Linked DNA regions of Mus musculus: region 2 is linked to region 1. The links are chromatin loops, found by intact Hi-C in ENCODE. Cell type or tissue: gastrocnemius. All regions are shown on one strand. Links, peaks and the distances in the headings refer to the core of each region. The heading gives the core; the rest is flanking DNA. Region 1 overlaps Nav3 (neuron navigator 3). Region 2 has its middle 85 kb from the start of Nav3.

What was found. A loop is a pair of places that touch in the nucleus more often than their neighbours do. Peaks named below come from ENCODE experiments on the same cell type or tissue, not always from the same donor. Only the 100,000 strongest peaks of a DNase experiment are listed, where the experiment ranks them.
Region 2: a loop joins it to region 1, with 12 times the contacts of the local background. A loop is called at or near these places in 28 of 42 quality-filtered maps.

Annotation. Positions count from the first base shown.
Region 1 is chr10:109,917,499-109,925,844 of GRCm38, forward strand. The region is part of intron 1 of Nav3 (neuron navigator 3); the gene reads right to left. Among named protein-coding and RNA genes, the nearest start is that of Nav3, 79 kb to the right of the region's middle. In gastrocnemius, for the core only: CTCF peaks have their summits at 2,222 (motif pointing left) and 3,432 (motif pointing right); DNase peaks (open chromatin) are centred at 2,229, 3,446 and 4,037; H3K4me3 peaks cover 1,088 bases; H3K27ac peaks cover 869 bases.
Region 2 is chr10:110,080,947-110,089,292 of GRCm38, forward strand. It overlaps a transcript of Nav3 not described here. Among named protein-coding and RNA genes, the nearest start is that of Nav3, 85 kb to the left of the region's middle. In gastrocnemius, for the core only: a CTCF peak has its summit at 4,458 (motif pointing left); DNase peaks (open chromatin) are centred at 4,431 and 5,226.

The DNA.
Region 1 (8,346 bases), core at 177-8,176:
CCCTTGCACTCCCGCTGCTACCAGCAGGTCTGCATCTGCATGGCTTTCTTCACTGCCCTGAGTTATGAATGAGGTACTTCCCTCAGTACCTCACACAGTGTAACTCATTCAATCCTAGGAGGAAGTTCCCTGAGAGAGTCACACTTCCCTTATAGATAAAAGAGCCCTAAGGCAAGGGAATACCTTTTCCCAAGTTGGTGGTTGGTTAATCACTATACAGAAGAAAAGGCGGGGAGGGGCTTCTGGCTCATGGTTTGTGCTCTAGGTGCACACGAAAGGATATGTCACTAATGATCTGCCCTGAACTCTCATCTCCTGCAGCTGTTCCCACTACGTGAGACAGCCATCTCAAAATATAGGGGAAAGGTTCTTTGACTGTTACCATGTCTGGCACTGACAGAGAACACAGAGAGTAATCCATACTTATGGTTTGCAAATGTTTAACAAGGCAAGGGCAATCTATAAATGCTTCACAAAAGGATAATTTTTTTTAAAAATAGCAGTACAAGACACTTTTGGATTCCATTTTGTTTGTAGGGAAACAAATCGAAGAAAGAAAAAAAACTTGAGTTTTTAAAATCTTATTTCCTGTGATTCCTAATGATATTCTGCTACACTCACAGGCTGGTCCAATTGTCATCAGAGAGGCACCATACAACAATGGATGGGACTAGACACAGAGATTTACAGGAAAATACTGGAGGGAAGCTGTCAGGGGGCAGGGAAACCTAGAAGAAGAGGAGGGGGAGGAGGAAGGATTGTAGGAGACAGAGGTGTGGAGGACATCACAAGAACAAGACCCACAGAATCAACTCAGCAAGGCTCATAGAGGCTGGCAGAGACTGAAGTAACAACAACACACCTTTTATGGGCCTAAGGTAGCTCTTCTTCATACATACCACAGTTATGTAGTTTGGTGTTCTTAGGATTCTGAACATTGGGTGTGGGTAGTGTCTCTGACTCCTTTGTCTACACATTGGACCCTTTTCTTTTTTTCCTCTGTTGCCCTGTCCAGTCTTGATATAAGGGTTTGTACCTAATTTTATTGCAACTTGTTGCGCATGTTCTGTTGATTTTCCTAAAAGGCCTGTTCTCATGATTGAAGGGAAACAGAACAGGAGTGGATCTGGGGGAGAGAAGTAGGGGGAAGACAGGGAGGAGGGGAGCAGAGGGTAGGGGGAATGGAGGTTGGAATGCAAGGTGGGAGAGAAGGCTAGAAACAAATTAAAATTAAAAATAAATAAAATGAATCTTGTTTTGGTTCTTGGCTCATAAGTGGATTTAATAACAGAGCTAAATTAAAGTTAAAGTTGTTGTTTAAAAAGAAAAACACTCTACAGAATACATGACATGCTAGAAAATATGTGTAAGAAGTTCTTGTGGCCTGACACTATTACTGATGTTGTGGTGTGCTTATAAACAGGGACCTATCAGGACTGCCCTCTGGAAGGCCCAACAAGCAGCTGAAAGAGTCAGATGCAGCTATTTGCAACCAACCAATGGACAGAAACTGGCGACCCCTGTGGTGGAATTAGGGACGGCTGGAAGAAGCTGAGGAGGAAGGCAACCCTGTAGGAGGACCAGTAGTCTCAACTGACATGACCTGAGATTTCTCCAACACTGAGCCACCAAACAGGCAGTATACACCAGCTGATATGAGGCCCCCATACAGACATACAGTAGAGGACTGCTGGGTCTGGTCTCAATCAGAGAATATGCACCTAACTCTCAAGAGACTGGAAACCCAGGGAGTGGAGAGGTCTGGTGGGGTGGGGTATTGGGGGGTGGGGAGCGGTGAAACATCCTTTCAGAGACTGGGGGAAGAAGGTATGGGTGTGGAACAGTCAGAAGGTGGACTGGGAGGCGAATAAAGTCTGGAATGTAAAAAAAAAACCGATTAAATAAACAAAAGAAGGAAAAGTTGTTCTTCTGGATGAAACACAAAGTTTCAAGAGGGTAAAGCTGGCTGATTGAGAATTTTCGACCTCTGGTTTGGGTATGTGATCCCTCACTCTGGTGATAAATTGATTGACAGAACTCTTTAGCACAGGCCAGTGTTTGTCACATTTAGACCCTAGACCATCACCTGAGTCATGTATGAACTTTTAAGGAACTATTTATTTATTTTTATGTGGATTGATGTTTTCCTGTCTGTATGTCTGTGTGAGGGTGTCAGATCCTTTGGAACTGGAGTTGCAGGCAGTAGTGTGCCACCTTGTGGCTGCTGGGAATTGAACCTGGGTCCTCCAGAAAGAGTAGCCAGTGCTCTTATCAGCTGAGCCAACTTTCCAGCTTCCATGCATGAACTTTTATAGACATACCCAGTTCTACTGTCTCACAGGCTCTGGATGGTGGGGCCAGAAAACAATCATGAGGCTTCCACGGGGTTCTAAAGTGGGCTCCTGTTTATAAATACTTACATGGATAAATACACTTCACAAATTAAAAGCAATTAGACTATAAGAGTTAAGCACCTCTCAACACAGAGGGCACATTATTCTGTGTTCATGGAGTTCACAATAGCATAGCTTACTTCTTGTATGTCCAAGAAAACACCAGCCCACGACAGGATGCATGGGGATGTTCTTTGCAAACCATTCATTCCTGTGTTTTAAGACCTTCATATTATTGGTGATAAAATTGGTAGATTGTCTCAAGAGAGAAATAACATCCTTTCCTTTTCTTTCTAGCTCTTCTTTTCTTCATTAAGTTCTTAACTTGTTTATTATCAACTGGAATGTGGAAGAATCATACTTTTTATTCACTTAGTCTTGAACCACCGGAGTTAGAAGTTGAGAATGCCCTGCCTGTTGTGTTATAAACTACAGCGAAAGTATCAGAACTCAGAACTCAGCAGCTCTGTCCATTCCTGTCCTGACAGCAAATAACAGCGAACAAACAATTCGGGGTAAAAGAGACATTAAGGTACAGGCTTTCTTGAAATGTTCAATTATTTCTTGCTCCATGAGTTCTATACAAACAACAGCCAAACAGAACCCAAAAATTATCTGGAAGGTTTTACATAATCTATGTATGTGTGTATAGCCATATAGATATATTGATATATCTATACATATGTGTGTACATGTATATATGTAAAATATGCATATATATACAAATATGTATGTGCATATGTATATATGAATACGTGTACATATGTATATATGTATATACATACATAAACATATATAATTATATATACATATATACACATTTATGCATATACACACAACACACACAAATATACATATATATACACATAAATACATACATACATACCTGTGTACACATGTATACGTACATATAAACCTTACACATGGTGACTTCTGGCCTTTGTCTCTATTAAGGTCACCTTGACAATATTTTTTTAAAGTCAAACAATGTATCTGCTACCCTTTTCTCTTTGGCTACATGCTATAGCTGCAGCCAACCACGAGGTGGCACTAGGTATACGTGCCAGTAAGACAATCATAATAGTAGATGTGGCTGAGGGCTTTGTCACCCTGAACAGGCAGAACTCAACTCCCATAATGAGAGAACCACAGGACCACAACAGAGCACCCAGACTTCAAAGTCGTCATCTTAATGGCCATCTGAAAAGCCTCCAAATTTCATCTTAAAATCCTTTCATTTTAAATGGACCGCAATGGCCAGACTGCTGAGGAAATCATATGAACCCCTAACAAATTATCGTGAAGAGATAATCAAACGACTTCATGAAGTGGAAAATAAAAATGAAAAACAAGCACAAAGCTGACAGGCTTATCCTCATCAAGTGTCATACTGCCTTTAGACATGTATAGGTTCAAGTCCCCAAACTATTCTAAAAACGATCTTGCTTTATGAACTTTCTTTTCCAGTGAGTGAAACAACTTATCAAGAACTATGTGCAATACAGGCTAAAACATTTTAACATAAATGGAAAACACAAGCGGTAAATATTTTCCCGAGACAGGGAAGCTGACCTAAACCCATGTGCATTTCCCCAATCCCTTAGCTTCTCCCACTCAGTCTGCCCACTGCCCCTCCCCCGCCACAATGAAGTTCAATTGCGGAAGGTTTTCAGATGTGGAAAGATTGGAGCCTGGAGTCAGGAGCACTCGGCTCCTCTCCCAGCCCCACCACTTACTACTAGGGCTGGATTTTCCTTCTCACAAATGCGGGGATCACACGCTTATCTCCCCTGCCTCTCTCGCAGGGAGGATGAACTTTAATGGGAAACATCTGCAAAAGCAAAGTCCATCACGCAATGCGAAGCATCGCTATTGTAACCAATGGGACGTGGCATCTACGAATTACATTTTAATATCTATTCTACAGTCACAGAACACTTTCAGATTGCTATTTCAAGGCATTCCATTTTTTTAAAAAAAATATTTTAAACCATTGCTCATGTAAATACTAAAATGGCTTGTTTGGGTTGAAAGATACTCTCGAGATACCTAAAATGTTTTATTTTCACACACTGCCTTTATTCTGAAGTTGATCTCTGTTCATATTTGATGTATTGCTTAATATGTGCCAAGGAAAAAATATATATTCAGATAGAAAGTCAGATATTGGCCTCTCATATGTCTTTATAATTGACTGTGTTGTTCAGGAGAGACAGCTCAGCGTAAAGAAGGCTTGCTTTGCCAGGATGAGGACTTACTACGTTTGCATTGCCAGCCCATACGTTAAAGCAAGGCACGACACAGTACATTTCTGTAATCCGGGACAAAGAACAGAGACAAAAGGATCCTGGGTGGCTCATCGGTCAGCCAGTATAGCCATGCTAGTGAGCTCTAGGTTTATCGAAGGTACCCTTTAACAAAGTTATAAGATCAATAATGACATAGGAAGACAGGTGGCATCAACATGTGGCTTTTCCCTGCACATATGTACATGTGCAGACAAACTAGAACACATACACGCCACCATACACACTTCAGTGTAGTGTCATTCTTAGGCACTCGAAACTGACTTCAAAAATACTAGCTCGCTGATGTCAAAGAAAATTAGTAAAATTAATAAAACAACCAAAAACCAGTTTAAACCAGTGTTTGGATTTCCAGAAGCTCAGAATGATTCTGCATTCAAAGTGAAAACAGGAGACCCCTCATCTATTATCCTCACACGGAGAAGTATAGCTATCAGGAGTTTAGGTTGAGGTGCTGGCCAGGATAGCTATCATCAGTAATGAACAGAGGTGGGAGCAGAAATAGCATTCTGTTCAGAAATAATTTACGTAGGTAGAGAGACGCATGCCCAGATCCCAAAACTCAGATACACTAGCCACCAATGAAGCAGAATATTCCCCAAGTAGAGGAGTTGAAATCAGGTATTAATAAAAGACATGAACCTGGATGCTCTCAGGCACCTTCATAATATCAATTAATTTTATTCTAAGAAATGGCCTCAGAAAGGGCCTATCTGTTTTCCCTTCAATGAAGGGAAATTGCAGAGTCATAAAATTATCCGAAGACATGTGCGTGGTCTTGCATCTTCTGGAAGAGTAGGTAATTGGAACACCAGGCTGAACTAAGGAAGACACTTCAGGTTCCAATGAGGAGAATCTTGTACTTCAAGTTCAGTGGCAAAGAGACTCAGGGAGAGCTTGGACCCCACTGCTGCAGCTGCTCTTATGTCCTAGGACATGCCACCAAAGCCAGCCATTTAATCCTCACATGTCAGTCACAGTGTAGATCCCACTTAGTCCTGTGAGCCTGATTTTATCTAATCAAAGAGGAGTTTTTGGGAAGTTAGCAGCAAACAAGTATGGAAACTGTCCTTACCTTCTCCATACACACACACACACACACACACACACACACACACACACACACACACACCATATATATTTACTCACACCAGTCCATCATTATTTGCTTGTACAATTAATATTACATTTGCATATACAGTGTTACATTTGTCAAGCGATATAGCCTTTTTTTTTTGTAAATTAACTTCTCAACAATGTATGATTTTAACCCACCATTTCCTAAGATCTTACACCTGTTTATATTTGATGTTCTGAGTTATCTCCAAGGCAAAGGACTTTAGATCTAAAATGTAAAACATTTTTCCTAAATCAACCCTAAGTTGCACTACTCAATAAAAGCATTACTTTCTAATATACTTTTGTTGAATAACAGTTACAGTTTGTTGACTAGTCCAAGTTCCTAGCCTTTATTTACAAGTATTGGGAACTTGTAACTATATACACATCTCCTGAACAATGAGATTTTGTGGGTAGCTTTTATGAGGGTTAGAGGAAGATGGTAGTAACCCTGGCTTTTAAAGGAGCCAGAATAGGTAGAAAAAATAGAAAAGCCTGAACATTCTTTTTAAGATTTATTTTATTTATATGAGTACATTGTAGCTGTCTTCAGACACACCAGAAGAGGGCATTGGATCTCATTACAGATGGTTGTGAGCCACCATGTTGGTTGCTTAGAATTGAACTCAGATCCTCTGGAAGAGTAGTCAGTGCTCTTAACTACTGAGCCATCTCTCCGGCCCCAAGCCTGAACCTTTGAACACATTAAATGCATCTGAAAAACATTACTGAAAATGGTGCTAATTTCAAAACCTACCATAACAATACTTCTAATATTTCCAAAACAAAGTAATCACTTGCTTCTCTTAGAAATTATATGTTGCTCGCCTCAAATTCCAAACAGGGATAGCCCACAATTAGAAAAGACCATTAGATAATCAAATCTTAATTAGCTTTTTAATGATGGTAAATAAATAATAAGCAGTGGGTTTTTTGAAGCTAACATCCTGATGGTGAGATCCAGCAGAAAGTGTGGTGGTGTGCTTGCCCCTGAGCACAGCACACAGCAGACTCTCTCCATGAGAGCACACATTCTCGGCAGGAAGCAGATGTGTGCTAAGTTAATGTGATTTATTTTGCCTTTTCTGAAAAATAAAAAAAAATGATGTCTTTCAGGAGTTTCTAAGGAAACATATTAGAGTTTAAGAAATAAGCTAAATTGCAGATCTTGGAACACTTGCCTAACCTATATCATGATGAATAGGAGACACAGAAGTAGATAAAGACATGAGCCCTTGCTTGGCTTTAATGACTTTTTTCTTACTGTACGCGTTTCTAAGGATGCTGAATTCTGACAGCATCTCCTGAGTCCATCCAGGAGTGAGGCAGGACAGCCACCTTGGATTCTCCGGGGGCTTCTGTCTGATATGTATCTTCTGAGTATGCACTCTAAATACAATAATTATCATAGGTTTACTTGATGTGGTGAAACCAATGCTACAGCTCAAGCCAGCTCCCCACCAAGAGCTGAAAATGCAATCTGTGACCACAGCCCGACCTTTATCTGAGACCAATCGATGATTAGAAACTGGCTCTCCATTCATTCATTTCTTGTTAAAGGACACCGAATGTCTGTTTCATTTATCTTTCTTCCCCCACTGTGGTATTCATGCCTTTTTAAAAAACTAAGGCAAGAATTCCTAATTCTTCCAATATTGCATTGTCTTTAGAAGCATTCTCCTATCCTTTACCCCTCAAAACAGTTCTTTAGTTTATTATTTGCCTTTGTTTGAATAAAATACTTGGTTGGTAGTATATCATCTATGCTGTATATCATAATGATGATCACAATGTTCACTCTACAAACTTTGTTTCTCCAGCACTGAATTGGGGTTGGACACTTGACAGTGTGACTTTAATACACATAATGGCATGGGTGCTTTTTGTTCGCTTACTCATGGAAGACTTAGCTGCCATGTGAATATCTGGGCTATGATAAAGGCTGACAAACATCATATGGACTGGATGAAGCCTTCATTGTCTAAGTTGCTAAGGTCCTTATGGTGTCTAGAAGTAGTCACTTCCATGGATGGATGGGATATTGAGTATATATTGTACATGTGCTTTCTTTATAGAGTCCAGAGCAGGTGACAAATCAACAATTTGCAAACAAAATAAATATTGGCTATCTTTTAAGATATGGAGTAATTTGTTTTGTTATTACTGCTGTTGATTAAAGGAAAAAAATCTACCTTCTACATTTTTCCAATAGCTAGAACAGGTGTAGTTGTATGCCATACAACTGGCATAAAGGTCCATATAATTAATAGTCACGGCATCATCAAATAGTCTTACTTTATGAATTAATGGCAAATAGAATGCAGATGCTATGTATAAACTAATAGTTCTCTAAAAATAAAATAGCCTTGACTATGGAATCCTGACCAAAGTAAAGCTCACAGGGTGATGTTAATATGCATTTTACTTAGGGAGAACATTAATAAGCTAAACTGTGGTCAGCCCATGGAGCCCCAGTGGTCTACACAAAAGGGAATAATGCTACATTCATCCTACACGGAAGGAAGATG
Region 2 (8,346 bases), core at 202-8,201, 160 kb after region 1:
TGTTTTATATAAAACTTGACTCCCACTCCCTGCTCAAAATGAAAAGGAAAGTGCCACACTAATCAGAATACTTTTTTTGATCAGAATCTGTAAACCTTCTCACACAAGCTCAGACACTATAGACTACATTACCTAACTGGTGAGCTGTCAGCTTGCCTCAGTGGGGCTTCAGTGAGTCTCGGATCTGACTTTATGGACATGTCTCTTTTAGCCTTTTCTTTGCTTTCTTCAGAACACTAGGTTCATGCACTACCACTGAATATGTGTCTAAGAACAAAGTCCAGCCATTTTAAGTGCTTATCCCATGAACTTTGTCAGTCCAAAGAATGTTTATACCCTTGGTCTAATCTGCTTAAATCTAAACAAACACTTGCATTGGCCTATCTGGTTCTTTTTCTACCTTCATGCCCATGGGTAAGGAGAAGACTGATAGGATGATGTGCTAGAATGAATGGGGGTGAAGTAACACAGCCTGGAAGAGTGTAACTAGAGTTCTTAAGTTAATAGATGCCTGCCATGTAACCTAGACTGCCTGGACTAGCATCCTAACTGTAACCTCGATACACTGATCTCAGAGCTTTTGTAGTCTCAGGTATAAAAGTCAGGTAATGGGAAAATGATGTCACTGACTTTGTAACTATAAAAAATGTTATAACACTTCATAGTAAGTGCTAGATAAATATATGACATGAATAAACAACATGAACTCTTCCTGTTAAGACATACCGCTGCAGCTGACCTTTGGCGATCAGTTCAGGGACCCAGGGTGGGAGGAGCAATGCATGTTTCCATCCCTCTTAGTCCTTTCCTGAGCTGTTCCTATGAAATGAGTTTCCTAATTTTGTCTGCTTATATCAGATAGCTTTCCTTCCCACAACCTCAATTTGACACACTACATGATACATGATGCCCAAAGCAGTCAAATATTTATATAAGACAATTTGGATAGCTCTGCTAAGGGTCAAAACTGGAACCAAACTTTCACTTTCTCTCTTGATGTCACTCCTCTGGGCATTTTATATAAAGATTCTTGCAGACAAAGCACCAGTTAGGCCCAGCTGCTTGAGCCTTTACTATACTGTGAGGCTGAATATTTGATTCTTCATGGTGCAGTATATTCAAACCTGAACTTTATGTTACAACTACCATAGAATCTCCTCTTCCTATAATAGTTCTAGTAAACATGATCAATCATCAAGGCCACTCACTAAATGCCTACTGCACACACATGATGAGCTAAGTTCTGATATCTAGCATATATGTAAAATATCAGGCATGATGGTGCATATCTACAACCGCAACCCTGAGGAAAATGGCAAAATGAGTGAGGAAGGGGAACCCATGAGTTATCGCTCCCGCCCACCTAACCGTGATCAGAGACCTAATGTCTCAGAGAGGTACTGTGCTTCAGGAAGTTGGACGGAGCTTAGATTAGCACAGAGTGCATAATGCAAAAGCATGAGGAACAGAGCTTAGATCCCTGTCTTAGTCAGGGTTTCTATTCCTGCACAAACATCATGACCAAGAAGCAAGTTGGGGAGGAAAGGATTTATTCGGCTTACACTTCCATACTGCTGTTCATTACCAAGGAAGTCAGGACTGGAACTCAAGCAGGTCAGAAAGCAGGAGCCGATGCAGAGGCCATGGAGGGATGTTCTTTACTGGCTTGCTTCTCCTGGCTTGCTCAGCCTGCTCTCTTATAGAACCCAAGACTACCAGCCCAGAGATGGTCCCACCCACAAGGGGCCTTTCCCCCTTGATCACTAATTGAGAAAATGCCTTACAGTTGGATCTCATGGAGGCATTTCCTCAACTGAAGCTCCTTTCTCTGTGATAACCCCAGCTGTGTCAAGTTGACACAAAACTAGCCAGTACAATCCCCAAATCCATGCAAGAGCTGGGCATGCCGATGCACACTGTAACTGCAGCCATGGAGGAGGGGTGCAGAGATGGACATATAGTCCAGCTACCATAGCTAGCCAGAGGTTCAGGGACAGAGGCTGTTTTTTTCAAATTATAGAGAGTTATGGAAGAAAATACTTGAAGGCTCTGTATTTCTCCAACATGTGAACAGATGAACGAATTGTCTTTATATGAGAACTTCTTTTGGCTTCCCTCCCTGCTTCCCTGCTCCTACAATGGATTGGGTTTCTTATTCTGATTCGGGTGAGATGTTACTTTACCAGGAAAAGCATGCCCAACTCTTCATACAAGAATAATGCTTAGTATTATGTTGAAATCTGCTTTTTGTTTTCATGCCCAAGGAAAATACTTATTAATTTATTCTCTTATCCATTCCTTGGTTTTACTTCTCCTTTATCTATACCTTGTTCCAATGGTAGAGGAACTCCTATTTATGAAAAATAGCCCAATCATTGCAGAGTACCTATCATAAATTTAGCACACATAAATATCTTTGAATAGATACGCTATTTGGCATTAAGATAGAGGATAATTATGACAAGCACCTGCTCTATAGTAAACTTCAAATGGCTGTTTAAAAAGATAACCAGTTAAGGCTACAAGCATAAGAAAATGCACAGCACAACCATGGGCTAAAAACAAACATGTGTATACACATTATGATTCAACTATGAAAATGAATTGAAAGCATGAATGCATCAGAAAAAATTGCTCACGCCCAAGTGACCATGTTCCAATCCTAGAAGGACATCTGTAGTTTCTAGAGATGTCTAAGTAGGTCCATTTTGATCTAGTGAAATCTATTTTAGGGCTCTGACCCTCAGAACTGAAATAGAGATACCTTTTCTTCAAGGCTCCTTCATGTAGTATTTTGTTACAGCAACAACAGGCAAAAGACACAGGAGAATACATCCATGTAGGACAGCTTACATGCATTTCCTTTTAAAATTCTACATGGATTCACGGGCAAGAATCCCATAACTGCCATTTTATGCTTACATCTTTGCTTCTCAGCAGAGCTCATAGAACAAGACTGCTATGTTTCTCCTTAGTACTGAGATAGATAGATAGATAGATAGATGATAGATAGATAGATAGATAGATAGATAGATAGATAGATAGATGATAGATAATAGATGATAGATAGATAGATAGATGATAGATAGATAGATAGATAGATAGATGATAGATAATAGATGATAGATAGATAGATAGATAGATAGATGATAGATAATAGATGATAGATGATAGATGAGAGATAGATGGATAGATAGATGATAGATAATAGATTGATAGATGATAGATGGATAGATAGATAGATGGATAGATAGATGGATGGATAGATAGATGATAGATAGATAGATGATTGATAGATTAATAAATAGGTAGATGATAGGTAGATAATTAGATAGATGATAGATGAATAGACAGATAGATAATGGATAGATAATATATAGATAGATGATACATTGATAGATGATAGATGATAGAAAGATAATGGATATATAATAGATATATAGATAGATAGGGTGGTAGATTTTCACAGTGAAAAATGGAGTCTCGAAAAATATTTTCTTTTATACCTTATTATAGCAATAACAAAAACATTTAAATGTACTTGATTTTGGGATCTACAGATTCTGTTGTATTTCTTAAATGGTGTTAATGGGGTAAGGCCTTCAAAAGAGAAGTATGTATTGACAGAGGTTCCTACATGTGTATTAAACATGTGTGTGTGTGTGTAGCAGTTGTGTACATGTGTGCAGGTGTGGATGCCAATATGTGCACAGTAGCAAGAGATGGCTGCTGGCTGTTCTTTCTTATTACTCTCTACCTTAGTCCTGTGAGACAGAGTCTCTCACTGGACCTGGTGCAAGGCCAGCAGCCAGAAGCCTCCAAACCCCCTCCTGCCCCATACAGTCCTGAGGGTACGTGTACCATGCCTGACTTTGTAAATGGGTGCTAGGATCCTAACTCAGCCTCTCATGCTTTCAGAGCAAGCAGTATAACCCTCAGAGCCAACCAGTGCCACGTCTAGATACTTACTTCTTGAAATTTGTAAGAGAACAGTGTTTATTTTAGATACTTACTAAAAAGATTATAAAATGTATTCATACTCTTTCTGAAGTCACATAGCATTCTAGCTCATCCGTCTACTTAAGGAGTGTAAATCCATGTATAATGATTGAAATATAAATTAGTAGCATACACAGGCTTTATTTATAGAAGTAACATAAATAAGAACTTCTCAGTACAAACCAACACCCCCCTCCCCATGACATGTACATACACTTAAATAATTCATGTTATCTCTAGTAATTTTCTGGTGAGTGGGGATTAGATTTTTGTTTTCATTTCTTCAAAGGATCAAATTTCAGTGATATCTAACAGAGAAGGGATCACCAAAAGCAAATAGGAAGAACACAACAGAACAAAAAACCAAGGGCAAATCTCCACACAGAGGCTTGCAAAGAGCACAAATTGCTTTCGTTTCCCTCTCGCGCTCCCTTGTGGCCATGTTGTGTATTGCTGAATCCTGCAAATGAAAATTACAACAAACCCCTCCTGGCATTTGAGATTTTATTTAATATGTAAACATCGTAAATATATTTAACCTCTCTACCTCCCCAATTATGAATGTTCAATACAAGCGTACTCCATAATCCAATTCATAGTTCCTTCCAGGACTGAGCATCTCTGAGTTAATTTAACTTCACAAACACTTTCCTTAGAGTTTCACAGGCACTATATACAACATGCCATCTTACCAGAATTATCTGAAAGATGAAATTTTGAGAGAAATAGACATCACTCTCCATCTTTATGTTGAGAACACTATATTTAACATCTGTGATATCTATCTAACTTTCCCGCCATCTTATATGTATATCAAGAAGTGTAACATATTTGCACGCGCGCGCACACACACACACACACACACACACACACACAAACTGAATGAGAGAACACACACAAACTGAATGAGAGAAGTATTCTGTCCATTTAGTGGTTAAAGAGAAGGGATAGTTTGTTAGGCAACTAGGAAACTCAAGAGACAAGGACTCAAATGCACATTCAATTTCAAAGAATAAATGAATGAGAGCATGTGTGTGTGTGTGTGTGTGTGTGTTGGTAAAGCATATGCAGCAAGGTCAAACATTTGGGATTTCAACAGAAGAAAGTCAAGTATTCACTGTATGAGCCACAGAAACAGAAGTGAAACTGGCAGAAAATCACAGCAATATTTGTGCCAGTGGTCAGGACTGCCAGGGAGTCCAGTTGAGAGTGTGTGGGAATCCACAAGGGGCACTGTCTCTTCGCATGACCCTACTTCATGTATAGTCAGAATTGACTGCTTGTTTGGGTTAGAAACACCTGGATGAGTGACAGGCTCCTCTGGGTGTGTCTGGAATGTCATTCCCAGAGACAAACCCATCCTGAAGCCTCTGATCTGATGCGTGGATCCACACACGGATAGAGTCACACTATGCCTGTGTTATTTGAGAGTTGGTGAAAGGTAGGAAGTATGTGTTTCCGTAGGGGAAGTAGGTCATGGAGCAGGTTGACTTAGAAGCTAAACTTTACCCTGGCCTCTTTCTGTATTCTTTCCCCTGCTTCTTCGCTACCATGGTGTAAAATGATAGTTTGTACATTTTGCCCATAGTAAATTACTGCTCTGAAACTGTGAACCCAGATGAGTCTTTGCTCTCTCCAGTCACTAGGTCTAGTATCTGGTCGCAGGAGTGCAAAAGCCTGACTAATATACCCCTTCTATACTTTCATGATCATTAACCAACCAAGAATTTATAATTTGGCTTTGCACCTGGATTTCCCGCTGGGAGAAGATATGTCAGCCAGAATATTCAAGCCATCCACAGCATCTGTCTTGATTTGAAGTTTATTTGTATGAGTGGGAAGAAGTCATGTCCATTTTGTTGAACACTGACATTTTAATAGGTACCAGAGTGCTGGGCACATAGTAGAACATTCTAAACATCTGCTCAGCTCTGTTGGTCTCAACAGCCTGCCAGCCTCCTTAAGCAACAGCTCAGCACAACCCATTCGCGAGTCAATTTCTCTTTTATTTTTCAATACCACTGAATGTAAAACTCAGCTGGCATAGTTACACAGAACTGAAAGGTCACCTGGCGTATGGTTTTGTTTATTGATAGTTACTTCAGTAAGAGGTGGGGCTAACTAATAGGAAACCAAGTGGAGGCCCAGCACAACAAGACATTTAACACACCACAGCATCTCCCAGAAGCCAGCAGTAACAACATCACTCACACATCTGGATCTTACCACTCTGCCCTGTGTCTTGCATAGAATGGGCAGTCGACCAATTATTTGTTGAAGAGTAGGGAATGCTGTTGCTCCTTCCCTAGGTGGAGAAACTGGGTGTATTTTAAAGAGTTCATCATAAAGTAGGAAGTATTGGAAGCAGGGTTGATCAGAAAGTCTGTACACATTTACCTATACCTTATCTTACTGAAGCTGTGTGCCAAGGATGAATGGCAAAGCGTAAAGACAATAACACAATTATTTTCAAATCCAGAGAGCTAACTTTAATGAATAAGATTTTGGCTAGAAAATTATTATCTCCAAACACATTTTCAAGGCACAGAAGGAAATTTCTATCAGCAATGCCACGCTATAAATATTTGGCCTAATCCAAGTTCACTTCAGATTATTCCTTTAATTGAAACTATTTCCCTATATAAACAAACGAAAAGAACAGCCTGGACTTTCTTCAAAACAATCTATACAGTCAATGACCCATATAATAACATTATTAAACAAAATTTCCTTCAGACTTTAGCAGAATTATTTTTCCCAAAATACCACAATGTATGTGTAATCAGAATACTTCCTTCTTTTAAAAAATGTTTTACAGTTAGCTTTATATTAAAAGTTATAGCTGTCAGTGGAAGAGGATGTGCCTCATTCTGCAGTGACTTGATGTCCCAGGGAGCCTAGCATCACTGTCTCCTGAGAGGCTTCATCCAGCAGCTGATGGAAACCACAGCCAAACACTAGGCTGAGCTCCAGAGTCTTGTGGAAGTGTAGGGAAGAGAACTGAGAGAGCAGGAAGAGTCAGGGACACCACAAGAGCCCTACAGAGCCCTACTAACCAGGGCCTGTGGGAGCTCACAGAGACCAAACCACCAACCAAAGACCATGTAGAGCCTGGACCTAGACCCCGCTTCATATTTGTAACAGATGTACAGCTTGGTCTTAATTTGGACCCCCTAACAACTGGGGTGGGAGCTGCCTCTGACTCATTTGCCTCCCAGTGGATCCCCTTCCCCTACCTGGTCTGCCTGGTTGGGCCTCAGTGAAGGAAAATACTCTTATTCCTCCTGTGATTTGATGTCCCAGTGAAGGGTGAGACCCAATGTGGCTTCCCCTTTGTTGAGAAGTATGGCTAAGAGGGATTTGTAAGGGTGGGGCTGGGAGGAGAGGGAGGAGGCTGTGACCAGGTTGTTAAGTCGATAAATGAATAAATAAATAAGTAAATATATAAATAGAAAAAAGCCAATAAAAAGTTACAGCTGAACATAATTATTGGCATAATGTTTGCACAGAATTATCAGCATTCTTCTACCTGATGCTTTAACACTCAACATAAGTCTACACTTTTCTTGGAAATTACAAGTACATTTATTACAAGAACACTCCATTCTTTTTTTGTTTTCCTGAACAAAGGGTAATTAAAATTCCTCTTAAACAACATATGTTAGTCACATCACAGTACACAGTGCAGCCCAAATGCAGCTGAATTCGTTTTCATGTTTTCCCTTGTCTGTAGAAACGCACTCCTACAATCAAACAAAAGAATAAACAAGAATGAGCATCATGTTGAAGAGTTGTCCGGGAGCTTCATTGTTGCCCTTCTTCAATGAAAACATTTGTGCAGCAGAAAACTGAGACAGGATGCCAGCCTTTCAACACACAAAGCACAAGCCTGGTGATGGCTGAGAGCATGACGTCATAATTCCTGGAGGTGCATGATGTCATCATTCCTGGAGGTATATTGGCCTCCTGTTTCTTACAAAAGAAAAGCCCAAACAGCCAATGTTTTCCAGGCCTGGTTAGAGCTCTTTCTCTGGGATGAGAAGAGTCCACAAAGGGACTTTCCTCAATCCATAAGCGAGGGGCTTTTAAGAAGATACACATGTGTATCACCTCTCACAAGTTTGGGAACAGTCTTGCATAGCTTTGAATTTCTCCAGGAAATCTGCAGTGTCAATCCCCACATCTCTGAGAATGGGTGAGGACTTTACGGCATTTTAAAAGTCTCAGAGTTTGGACTAATAGCTTCATTGTTTTAACATGCAGGATAAACGGAAACAGTGGTTTAGAAAAGAAAGACATAACTAAAGATGATTCTCTTCATCTGTGATTGTTCTGTGATGTTTTATC